Linked DNA regions of Homo sapiens: regions 1 and 3 are each linked to region 2. A link is a contact called in ENCODE Hi-C or POLR2A ChIA-PET data. All regions are on one chromosome and are shown on one strand. The core of a region is the stretch at or near the end of the contact, and the rest is flanking DNA. Distances in the headings are between cores, read along the strand shown. Region 1 overlaps HIVEP3 (HIVEP zinc finger 3). Region 2 overlaps HIVEP3 (HIVEP zinc finger 3). Region 3 overlaps HIVEP3 (HIVEP zinc finger 3).

Evidence for each region. Hi-C counts contacts between places; a loop is a spot of excess contacts on that map. ChIA-PET counts read pairs that join two places held with the same protein, here RNA polymerase II (POLR2A). Pooled maps may share reads with other maps.
Region 1: a loop to region 2 is called in a pooled map, with 6 times the contacts of the local background. The contact joins two enhancer-like sites. A Hi-C loop is called at or near these places in 1 of 168 maps with a recorded cell type or tissue (Right ventricle myocardium superior), 5 of 37 single-sample maps with no recorded cell type and 12 of 50 pooled maps. POLR2A ChIA-PET finds 5 or more read pairs at or near these places in 3 of 52 experiments (activated CD4-positive, alpha-beta T cell, activated T-cell and naive thymus-derived CD4-positive, alpha-beta T cell).
Region 3: a loop to region 2 is called in a map with no recorded cell type, with 8 times the contacts of the local background. The contact joins two enhancer-like sites. A Hi-C loop is called at or near these places in 1 of 37 single-sample maps with no recorded cell type and 12 of 50 pooled maps. POLR2A ChIA-PET finds 5 or more read pairs at or near these places in 6 of 52 experiments (GM12878, HEK293, activated CD4-positive, alpha-beta T cell and 3 more).

What each region holds. Positions count from the first base shown.
Region 1 is chr1:41,621,256-41,625,115 of GRCh38, forward strand. All of the region lies in intron 3 of HIVEP3 (HIVEP zinc finger 3), which reads right to left. The region is part of intron 1 of LOC128125817; the gene reads right to left. Among named protein-coding and RNA genes, the nearest start is that of EDN2, 140 kb to the left of the region's middle. RefSeq lists enhancers at 1,871-1,960, 2,121-2,290. Within about 2 kb of position 2,181, at least 3 of the 41 ENCODE cell types and tissues checked have a DNase peak (open chromatin) inside an H3K27ac peak, as active enhancers do.
Region 2 is chr1:41,801,739-41,805,309 of GRCh38, forward strand. The region is part of intron 1 of HIVEP3 (HIVEP zinc finger 3); the gene reads right to left. Among named protein-coding and RNA genes, the nearest start is that of HIVEP3, 120 kb to the right of the region's middle. RefSeq lists an enhancer at 2,748-2,807. Within about 2 kb of position 1,258, at least 18 of the 41 ENCODE cell types and tissues checked have a DNase peak (open chromatin) inside an H3K27ac peak, as active enhancers do.
Region 3 is chr1:41,639,465-41,643,244 of GRCh38, forward strand. All of the region lies in intron 2 of HIVEP3 (HIVEP zinc finger 3), which reads right to left. Among named protein-coding and RNA genes, the nearest start is that of EDN2, 160 kb to the left of the region's middle. Within about 2 kb of position 2,005, at least 2 of the 41 ENCODE cell types and tissues checked have a DNase peak (open chromatin) inside an H3K27ac peak, as active enhancers do.

The sequences.
Region 1 (3,860 bases), core at 931-3,430, 180 kb before region 2:
CAGAGCCCTGGAATCTGCATTTTAAAGAAACTCAAGGTAATTCTGTTATGGGAGGGTATGTGGACACACATGGAGAAATTCTGGCTCACAGGATAAAGTCTAAGCTTCCTCACCACCCCCAACTCATTGATGAAAACTTCGCCCTGCTTTCCAGCATTGGCCCCCTCTGTCTCCCAAGGGAGGGCCTGCAGCCGTGGCCAGACTGCTCTGTCCACTCCCCACCCTGAGCTCAGCAATGAGCCTGCTCTTCTTCTTCTTTTGTTTTGTTTTGTTTTTCGAGACAGGGTCTTGCTGTGTCCCTCAGGCTGCAGTGCAGTGGTATAATCACAGCTCACTGCAGCCTCCGTCTCCTGGGCTCAAGCCATCCACCCGCTTCAGTCTCAATATTTAGGACTACAGGAGTATGACCACCACATCTGGCTAAATTTTTTATTTTTCTAGTTTTTGAGATGAGGTCTCACTACCTTGCCCATTCTAGTCTCAAACTCTCCGGCTCAGGTGATCCTCCTGCCTCAGCCTCCCAAGTAGCTGGGATTACAGGCCTAAGCCCCCAGGCCTGGTCAGCCCTGCTCTTCTCTTATGACTTCCCCAACTTGGAAAGACTTCCTGACCTCCCTATCTCTGCAAGTCTCTTTCCCACCCTGCAACATCCAACTCAAATGCCTTCACCTTCCTCTATCAAGCTCAGAATCTCCACTTGACATCAGTTAGGGCCAAACACACAGACCATCATCATTTCCTGCCTGGATTGCTGGCTGGCTTTTGACTGGCTCATATCCTAGCTTTCTAAGCTGACTGTGAGCTCCCTGAGGCCAACCATCCATCTTGCAGATCCTTGGGTTCAATAACAAATGCTTACTGAGCACCTGCAGAAACCTATACAGCAGCACCCTGCTGGGTGTACAGAAGAGGAAGGCCGAATCCCTGCCTAGAGGGGAGCCCCTCTCATGGAGAGACAGATGGAACTTGCATATATGACCAGGGTAGAAATAAAGACAGGGTACCACAGAATCCCAGAGTAAAGGTCCTAATGCCATGGGGAAGGGGCACTCAGGGGGCAGGGAAGGAAAACTCAGAAAGAGGGAGCAGCACACGCAAAGGATTAAAGTGTGACATGTTCTGCACAAGAGCAGGGGTGGGGGAGGAAGAAGGATGGAGATAACGGGAACAGGCTGAACTGGGAATGCTGAGCTAAGGGTCTGGATTCATCCTGTAGGTCAAGGGTTGGCAAATCCAGCCGGCTGCCTGTTTTCGTACATAAAATTTTACTGGAACACAACCACGCCCATTTTTTACATATTATCTGTGGTTGCTTCCAGGCTGCAATGACAAAGTCAAGAGAGACTATATGCCCGGCAAAGCTTCAAATACTATCTGGCCATTCAGAGCAAAAGAATGCTCATTCCTGCCATAGACGCTGGAAGCTATGGGTGGATTTTAAGCAGCAGATAGCAGGGTCAGATTTGTGTTTCACGTTTCTATCACTCTCGGATCATGCTGGGATGTGCTGGAGCAGGCAAGCCAGGGGAAAGGGAAGGTGGCTGGGAGGCTGGTACAGTTTTCCAGGTAGGGGATGGAGATCAACAACAACATTGCTGTTTTTTATTAAGAGATTCATTAAGAGTTGCTATGTGCCCACACTGGGCTGTGCCCTTTACACATATTCATTTAATCTGCAGAGTAACTGCTGGATATAGCTAGAGTTGTTATCTCCATCCTACTGATGAGGCACAGAGAAGTGAAGTCATTTGCCCAAGGTCACGCAGCCAGTATGAGACAGAGCCCGGATGCAAACCCAGTGGTCCAAACCTGAGCTGGGGCCCTCAGTGCCAAGCTCCAGGGCTTCAGTGTCAAGCATGTTTTTGGCAACAGATCCCTTCGAGCCTCCCTGGGAATACACAGAACACAAATCCTCTAAAGGAGAAAATCTACCCCAGCCGAGTCAGGCAGGAAGTGGGAGGCAGCAGTGTGGCTATTTTGGAGAAGCGACACGAGAAACCACGAAACTTCCTACCTGTCCCGTTTTGCTCCCATCTGTCCTCAGAAACAAGGCTGCCCCTCTCCAAGATAAAAAGGTGTTTCTCCCCACACAGTGGCTCTGCCACTGGTGGTGGGAGAGAGAGCACTAAGCTTAGCACACACTTGCTATTTTTAAAGGGCTATATAAACAAACAGGGCTATGTAAATAAGAAAAAAATGAGGTCATCCTTTTAAAACCTAAAAATGTCCCTTTTCTATGGGGTGAGCAGCACAACCTCAGAAAGCACAGGGGTTTTTCTATCCCCTTGAGGCTTCTCTAGCCCATGGCCTCCAAAAACCACCAGGCCTGGCTCTCTTCCTTGCACCCACTGAGTGAAGGGCAGGTGGCCTGGGAGTCAGGACTCCTGGGTTTCATTCCTGGGTCTGTGGGCTTTGCCTCAAATGCCTAAGGCCAATGTGCAATCCCAGCCACCACCATCCAGGGAACCTGACATCCAACCCCACGCCGGTCTCTCACAAACACGGCCCATGCTCCAGGCCCTCCTCCTCCTGTGCCAGCCCTGGTTTGGCAAGCTGATTCTCCTGGCCCCTCGGGTATCCTTTTTCCTCCCCACTGCCTCACACCTTGACCTGTTGAATGGCCACAGAGGCTCTCTGCATGCCGATCAGAGTGACGTGTATGCTCCCCACCCCCACTTCTCTGCACACATGTTTACCTTGCTCCACGCTCTTCTGCACCTTTTCTTCAAAGGCGCGGGCCAGAGGTCATTAAAGCAGCCCCAGGAGCTGAGTTTGCTCATCAACAACTGCTAGGAGACTTCCCAAGCCTCAGCAGAAGCTCACATGGCCTCCCTGGGTTGCGAAGAGTACTATTTCCACTACTGACTGCACTCTCCACAGCATCACCTCAACTTCTCCCCTCCCCATCTCTCCTCCTTCCTCCTCTGCCTCCAACTCTCAGCATCCGTGGCCCCTCCATTATCCTCCAGTACAAAAATGAGAACCACCAATATTTGCTGAAGGGGTAGTCTCCAAATTGTGTTCCATGAAAGTGTTTCAGAGGCTCTCCAAATGTTCCACGAGCATGTTATTCTAAAAGTACAGTTTGACTCCTATTCTAACAGAAAACGAGCACGTACACACATTCAAACATGCTCTATAGCACATGGGAACACACTGAATATAGCCAACAAGTGCTGCCGGTTTAATTTGGTTTGTGCAGACCTCAGATGAAGGTCTGGGTAGATCTTGACCTTCACCGTTGAAATGTATCTTCAGTTAGGAAGAGTGGAGCTCTTCACTGGGTATCTTTGTGTTGTCATTTTTTAAATTCAGGACTCTATATGCGTACACAAAACCATACAAGCAAGTACACTCTGAAGCTTTCAATGACAAGACAATGTATTATGTGGATTATCATGAAAATATCATAAATGATTGTGGGGCTTCCTGTCTGACTTATGTGTGTAATAGGAAGGAATTCAAGCAGTTGTTGGATATTGTCACTGATGCAAACCAGAATTCCCTTCTACTCCTCCCCAAATGCCCAGATAATGTTGAACTGAAGACCATTCTGTGGCTTTAAGGCAAGCTGTTAACAATCTGTCACCATTCACATCATGTTATGGATGTTGATTTAGAATTCCTTGGCCAGGCGCGGTGGCTCACGCCTGTAATCCCAGCACTTTGGGAGGCCGAGGTGGATGGATCACAAGGTCAGGAGTTTGAGACCAGCCTGGCTGACATGGTGAAACCCCATCTCTAATAAAAATACAAAAATTAGCTGGTGTGGTGGCATGCGCCTGTAAGCCCAGCTATTTGGGAGGCTGAGGCAGGAAAATAGCTTGAACCTGGGAGGCAGAGATTGCAGTGAGCCAAGA
Region 2 (3,571 bases), core at 8-2,507:
ATCTGAAAAAAATAAAATAAGATAAAAAAAAAATGCCCCTAGGGGTCCAGGAGCAGGTTGAATCCACCAAAAACCACTGATGAGAGGAAATAATCAGCCAATGAAACAGACCCATGCTTTTAGAAGGGCCTTCGTTGCTTTGACCCCAAAAGACAATGAGGGAATTGCAGGATCTGAAGCTGGTATGTCAAGGAGTGGGGGGCAGGGGAGAGGCATACCCTTGGCCCACAGGTCCTACTGGGACACCACTATCCAGCTGCTCTGGGAGAGAAGCAAGGTGTCCAAATGTAAATGCCATGGCGGCTGGGCCTGGCTTGCCTAGCCACAAGTTCAAACTCTGCTCAATGCTGGACTGGTATCATGTCCCTGCCAGTTTAGAAAGCATCTAAGGCAGTTTGGAAAAGCAGTAGACTAGAAACCACTAGTTAAGTAACTTTCAGACTCAGCTACTACCTAGCTTTGGGAGTTTTTCCAAGCTTTTTGTTTTTGTTTTTGGAGACAGAGTCTTGCTCTGTTGCTCAGGCTGGTGTGCAGTGGCGCCATCTCAGCTCACTGCAGTCTCAACTTCCTGGGCTCAAGAGATCCTCCCGACTCAGCCTCCCGAGTAGTTGGGGCCACAGGCATGTGTCACCACACCTGGCTAACTTTTTATTTTTCATAGAGATGGGGGTCTCCTGATATTGCCCAGGCTAGTCTCAAACTCCTGGGCTCAAGCAGTCCTCCTACCTCAGCCTCCTAAAATGCTGGGATTACTGGCATGAACCATTGCACCTGGCCCCAAGCTTTTTTCTTTTTTTGGCTTTCATCTTCAATAAAAAGGTGATGGAGGGTGGGAATAGGAGAGGAATGCTGAACTTGCTCTCCAAGGCATTGCCAAAGTGCCAACATCCTGAGCAAATGATTCTAGTCGACTTACTGTTTCTGAGCCTCAGGCTTCTTACCTGTAAAATGGGAATGACATGTAACAATTAAATGAGATACAAGTTGTGAAAATGACAGTCACATAGCAAGTATCAATTAACATGGGTTTTTCTCTCTTCCTCCCTTCTGTCCTTACAATGACAGATGGTTCTTTCTTCCCAGTCCCATCCCCCTGCTCTTACTGAGTTGCTAATTTGACCTCTGAGTATAAAATGTGTCCACTTTTAGTGACATGAAGCTAGTCCTCCCAGAGAGAGGCATTGCCAAAGTGAGTATGATGACTTCAAACACGCTCAGAAACCCTAGGAAGCAGCTGGCAGGGTGCCCCCACTCCCTGCCCCTGGCAATGCTGGGTTCCTCTTTGGCATTTGTACAGAAGGGAACTGGCCCAAGGCAGAAGGATGGGCCTAGGCTGGTGAGGCCACCTCCCTCCAGGCCTGGCCAAAGCCAAGGCAGGCACAGACAGCAACAACCACCCATTTTGCAACAAACAGGAAACCAGTTTACCAGCCTCAAAAATAGAACAGACAAAAACCCCAAAATATGAGGCTCTGACAGTGGGGCAGCTCAGCTTTCTCACATGGCTTCCTGACAGGCTGCGGAGTATGTGTTGTTATTGTTGCTTTAAATTTCACAGGCGAAAAAGTCTTGCAATGTCTTTATAAAGGTGACCAGCCTCTGGGGCCCAAGACCAGCAGGCAGCCCAGCCAATCATGCTTCCTGCACTGCCAAGGCCCCACCTTCTCAGTCTCTGATCCAGCTACTAATGACCCCAACTGCAAGGGCCACAGAAGCCTTGATTCCTGTCATGTCCTAACAGGATTGGCCCTGACATGTCTGCAAAGTGAGTCTTCCACACCCCAGCATTGCTTTTCCTGTGGCCCCTCACCTGGTGCCATGCCACTCACCCCAAAACTGCTTCCATAGGTACCCAGAGGCCCCACTGGGCCACATGGTCCAAGAGCCACACTGACAATAGGCCTGCAGACATTCCCTCCACGTGAAGCTGGACTCATGCTGTCCCCTCTGCCAAGAACAGTGTTCCTTGCCTGGTACACTCTCCTCAGAAGCAATCATACTGGAATGACATGGTTAGAACAGCAATGTTGCTAAGGACTATGTCACACAAACTCCCCTTGTTGAGGGATCACGGGGAAAATGTATCTTAGGTCTTAGCCCCAGGGAAAGCTGTGCACATCCTGGGCACTGGGTGCATTTTTAATCCTCTGGACATGATGACTAAGAACCGCCTATCGATTATGTTCCCTTTTTGTCTTCATTGTTAGGAAGCACAGTGCCAAACCTGTTCATCACCTCTAGCAGGTTTATGTCCTAACCTGTCCATGGCTTTATTTTAGTTTCTCCTCTTATTTTCCCTTGCATATTATTTCTTTATTAAATTTATTTTACCTTAATGTAGAATGTATATGATCTCAAATCTTTATTTGGAATAAAGTGAGGTATACATAAATAACTGAGCAAACAGCTCCTACTTACTCTGTAAAACCCACTTCGAATGTCCCCACCTCCGATTTCTGCCTAACGACTCCACAAAGGTGGGCTTCCCTCCCCAGTGGTCCCACAGCCCCTGCCTGTACCTGCCTGGATTCACACTCACCCACAGTTCTGTATTTTACTGTTTTCATGGCTCTCCCCACCAACCGACAGAAGGTTCCTGTGTGAAAGCTAAAAGCCCGCCCTCTGCCAAAATCTGCCCAGTGCTGCAGGCACACGGGCTTGTTTAATCCTCAAGACAAACCTGCCAGATAAGGCTGGCTGTGCCCATTTTACAGCTGAAGCAACTGGAGCTAGCCACCACCAGGTGCTCATTCAAGGTCATGTACTATTGAGTGGCAGAACTGATACAGAAGGCTTATCTCCCTAAGGTCACCCAAGACATGAAAAAGAGTTTTTATGTGAAAGAGAGAAAAGGAGAGAGAGGGAAGGGATTTAGATTTCCTTAGATTATCAAATCATTCACTGCAGATGTCAAAGTCATCTGCATCACTGGAACCATTTAAAATATGGCTTGATTCATAACAATTTATCCTCTACGACTATCTAGAAAAATCTACATGTATTTAATTGTGGCAGACTCATGCTGACCCTCCAATAGGCTGGTCAGAGCAAGTGGATTAGAGGAGTTACTCACATGCTAGATTGTTTTAGAGCATCTCCTATCCTCACTCCCTCACCCACTGTGTATACACACATTTTTAAATCCTGGTAAGTAGTTACAGGAAAAAAAATATATACTCAGAAGACAAGAGCTAATTCTGCAAGAAGCTTCTAGGAGAAAACAAAGCCTACTTTCCCGGTAGGCAAGTGCACATGACCCATGAGGCCAATCATTACCCTGGCTTTACAGTGTACAGACAATTAAACTACATGAAATGGCCGGGCGCGGTGGCTCACACCTGTAATCTCAGCACTTTGGGAGGCTGAGGCGGGCACATCGCCTGAGGTCAGAAGTTCGAGACCAGCCTGGCCAACATGGGGAAACCCCATCTCTACTGAAAATACAAAAATTAGCCAAGCTTGGTGGTGCGTGCCTATAATCCCAGCTACTCGGGAGACTGAGGCAGGAGAATTGCTTGAACCCAGGAGGCGGAAGTTGCCAGGAGCCGAGATTATGCCACTGCATTCTAGC
Region 3 (3,780 bases), core at 755-3,254, 160 kb before region 2:
ACGTGGATCAGATGCGACAAAGTGTATGTGAAATGAGTATGAACCCAGTATACAAAAGGCACTCAATAAATGCCTGTGCCCTTCTTCAGTTATGGTGGGACACCTTCCAAGTCTCTCTCCCTCTGTCAATCTCTCCTCCTTCTGGCTTCTGTTTTGGGGTTTGGGGTTGGCTCTGTGACCCACCTCCCTCTCTGTGGTCAGCCTTCCGGCTCTCACTTTCCTGAGGGGCTCACCTTTGTTTCAGCGGAGTGCGCTCTAGTCTGAGAATGCTGTGACATGCAGCTGACAGCCTGGAGGCTGCCTTGGGAACCTTCCCGGTCCCCAGCTGTGTTCTCCAGACAAGAGGCTTCTCTCTCACATGGTAGCTGACTCACGGATGAGTGAGGCGTCCCCAACAAGGAGAGTGGGCAGAGAGACAGGCAATGGAGCCCAGTCATTGATAGCGACAAGACCTGCTTTGAGGATACCCAGAAATGTTTTCCAGGAAAGACAGGGCATTTAAAAATAGAGAATGGTGATACTTTCCATTGTATGAAGGAGCAAAAAAGAAGAACTTCAAGTACAAGATAACATATTCCATTTAGTGGCAGGTAGGAATATACTGTCTCATAAACTCTACACTGGGATTTGGCAGAAGAAAAGTTCATGGTTTTCAGGCACTGCAGGGACAAGGAAGGGAGGTGTTGCTGGTGTATATGGGGAGCACCCAGCCCAGGAGTCGAGGAGAATACCGGAGTGGCGGGAGGAGGAACAGACGAGACTGGAGGAGCTGCACTTGGAGATGAAGGTTCTGAGAGCTGCTGGGGCGGGGGTTGGGGGGCGGGGGAAGGTAGGTGTGGGAGGAGCAGTGAGGTCGCTTCCTGCTATATCAGGCCACACCTCGCAGCCCTCTGTCACAGAAAGCCCCCTGGAACTAGGCACTCTACACAGGGGAGCAGAGAAGACACCGTGTTCCCTCTCTGGGTGCAATAGAAATCCCATGAGGCAGCCCCACATTTGAGGTCCAGCTGCACCCAGCTAAGTGACCTTGGACAAGACACTCTCCATCACTGGGCTAGACCCCAGGGTGCAAAGGTGAAGAAGACCTTGTCCATGTCTCAGGCTGTGATGGATCTAGCAGGGAAGATAGATAAGAAAATCAGTGGTTCTGGCCCTTTCTCCCAGGGAGCCCAAAACCTGAGCTGCTTCCCCGCAAGAAGGCTTCTAAATCTCCCCGGGTTGTAGACACAGAAGCCAGAGGTAGAGGAAGAACCCAACATTTGTTGAGTGTCTTCCACGTGCAAAGGCTGTCCCTGCATTTTTTCACAGTCATACTAATGCTACGGTCAGGCTCCATCATCACCATCTGACAACTGAGGAAACTGAGGCTTTGAAAACAGAGAGATGTGGACAGCCTTGCACTGCAGGAGGGCCCAAGGCTCTGGCATTAAATAAAACTGGACATTACTGGTCTTAGACACTGTGTGGCCTTCTTCGAGTCCTTGACCACCTGTGAGTCTGTTTCCTCACCTCTGAAACAAGAGCAAGAGTGCACGCCCTGGGCTGGGGTAAGAACAAAATGGTACGGTTGGCTTCCCAGAAAAATCCACCTTCTCCCTCTTCCTCTTCTGGTTACTTCTGATCTTTTAGCTTTACTTATGTTTATGATTATTTCATCTTCTAAAATAAGAAGATACCAGATCCCATAACAAGATTGCTGCAACTTATTCACAGCAAAGCAGGTGGAGGCCTCGGGAGATCCCGGGGACTACAGAACCTCCACCACTGGCCCACAGTAGGACAGGGGCAGGGAGTAATTCATGCCTACTAGGAAGACTGTGATAACAGGTGTGTGTTTTTGGAGGCAGAATTGCTTTCTGCCCACACGACAGCTGCCCCCTTAGCTAAGAGGGGAAGCCTGGTGACCCAGGGTCCTCCGGGGACCCAGCCAGGCTTCTGGTCTAGATCTCAACCTGCCCCACTCCTGCCCAGTGCTACCCCATCTTCCACCCCATCCCCACCTCCACCAGTTCAGAGATTCAGCCAGACAGAAAGGCTGTGCCAAAGGAAATTGTGTGCCACAGGGCCCACTTGGTCTGCTGTGGTGTTCTTCCTTTTTTTGGACTTTGTGGCTGTTTGAGTGGGTACCTTTTTCCATAGAAAGTTTCCATTGCATCAGTTATTTACATTGTCACCACCTATATGTGGGCTCTGGTTTCGAGTCGGTGAACCAGAGCAGGCCCTGTGGGGCCCAACACTGCTTACAGGGGGTGACAGGAGCCAGTTGCTACGGCAAGAGGACCTGCAGCTCTGGGTCAACCCTCAGAGCCACCCCCAACCCTGGCAGGTCCACTCTTAGTGTGCTCAGTCCCTTTGGGATGCCATTTTTAGGGTGAGATTTAAGAGAATTTAAGAGCACAGGCTACTAGGTTTGCATCCCGCCTCCTCCACCTCCTAGCTATGCTCTGAGTTATTGACATGACATCTCCGGGCCTCCGTGAACTATCATTTGTAAAGTGGGAATGACAGTGGCGCCTACCTGGCTGGACTTTGAGAAGGACTCAATCAGGTAGTGCACATAAAGTGCTTAGAACAGGGCCTGGCCCAAAGCCTCAATCCATGTTAATGAATGGACAAGGATTTCCTGCCCCCACCCTGGCTCAGACCCTACTGCCCATCCTCTCTTGTGTGAACCAACAGCAACAGCGTCTGCACTGTCCTGCCCAGCCCACCGATCCATAGACCCAGACAGACTGTCCTGATAGCCAGCTCTCACCAAGTCACTCCTCGCCCCAAATCCCAAATCCTTCAGTGGTTCTCCTTAGAGAGTAATGTCTGCACTTTACAAATATGCCAGGCTGCCTCGGCATCAACACTCCCCTGCAAAGCCCCGCTCTTGCCAACTGCCATGCTCCACATTCATGCCTCTTTGCAGTTGTCTCTGTCTGGAATATTTCTCTCCATTTTAACGTGGCTAAATCCAACCCACACCAGCCTGGGTGAGCCCACCTCATAGGCCTCCTCCTCCACAAAGCCCTCCATGACTCTACTCTCTCTCTGGCCAGGAATGATCTTTCATTTAAGGATTTGATCTCTTTGTCGTGGTGTTTACCTTCTCTACCTTGTATGGGTGCAATATAATACATACAAATGTGTGTGGGCATCACAGACAAACCATCTGATCTCTGAGGACAGGACTGGGATGTGTGTGATGCATCCGTGTCACTCACAGAGCCTTGAACATAATTGGTGACTGTGAGTGAATAAATACTGAATTCTCTCAATTTACTAACCCCGTCGACAGGGAAAGCTATTTGGGTGTGTGTTGGTGAAGATCAATCTGCAGCCCATCAGTGTCCACATGATCCTCTCGGTTCTTCTTGAGGGACCCGGCAGACTGGGGTGTCAGCCAGGGGCCAGGACCCCTAGGGGCTCACAGCTACTCAGACTCTGAGTCTCAGCATGGGACCTTGCATCTGAGGCATGTGTGGAAGTCCAGGAACCATCACTGACTTCTTCTCCCTCTTCCTCAGCCTCCACCTTCCATATGTCACCAGGTTCTCAGTGAATCAGCTCCCTAAGTTCCTACGCCCATGAGCCCCTCTCCACCCTACCGCCACCGTCTTGGCCTAGGCTTCAGCATCCTTGCCTCCTCCCTGGTCTCCCCATGTGACTCCCATCCTTTTCTGGGTCTTCTCTCCATGCTGCTGCCCCAAGCGGTACTTCTGCATCACAGCTCTGATTAGGCCACAATGCTTCTTGCCACTTCTGATGCCTGCTGACTGCCATCAGAAACCCAGA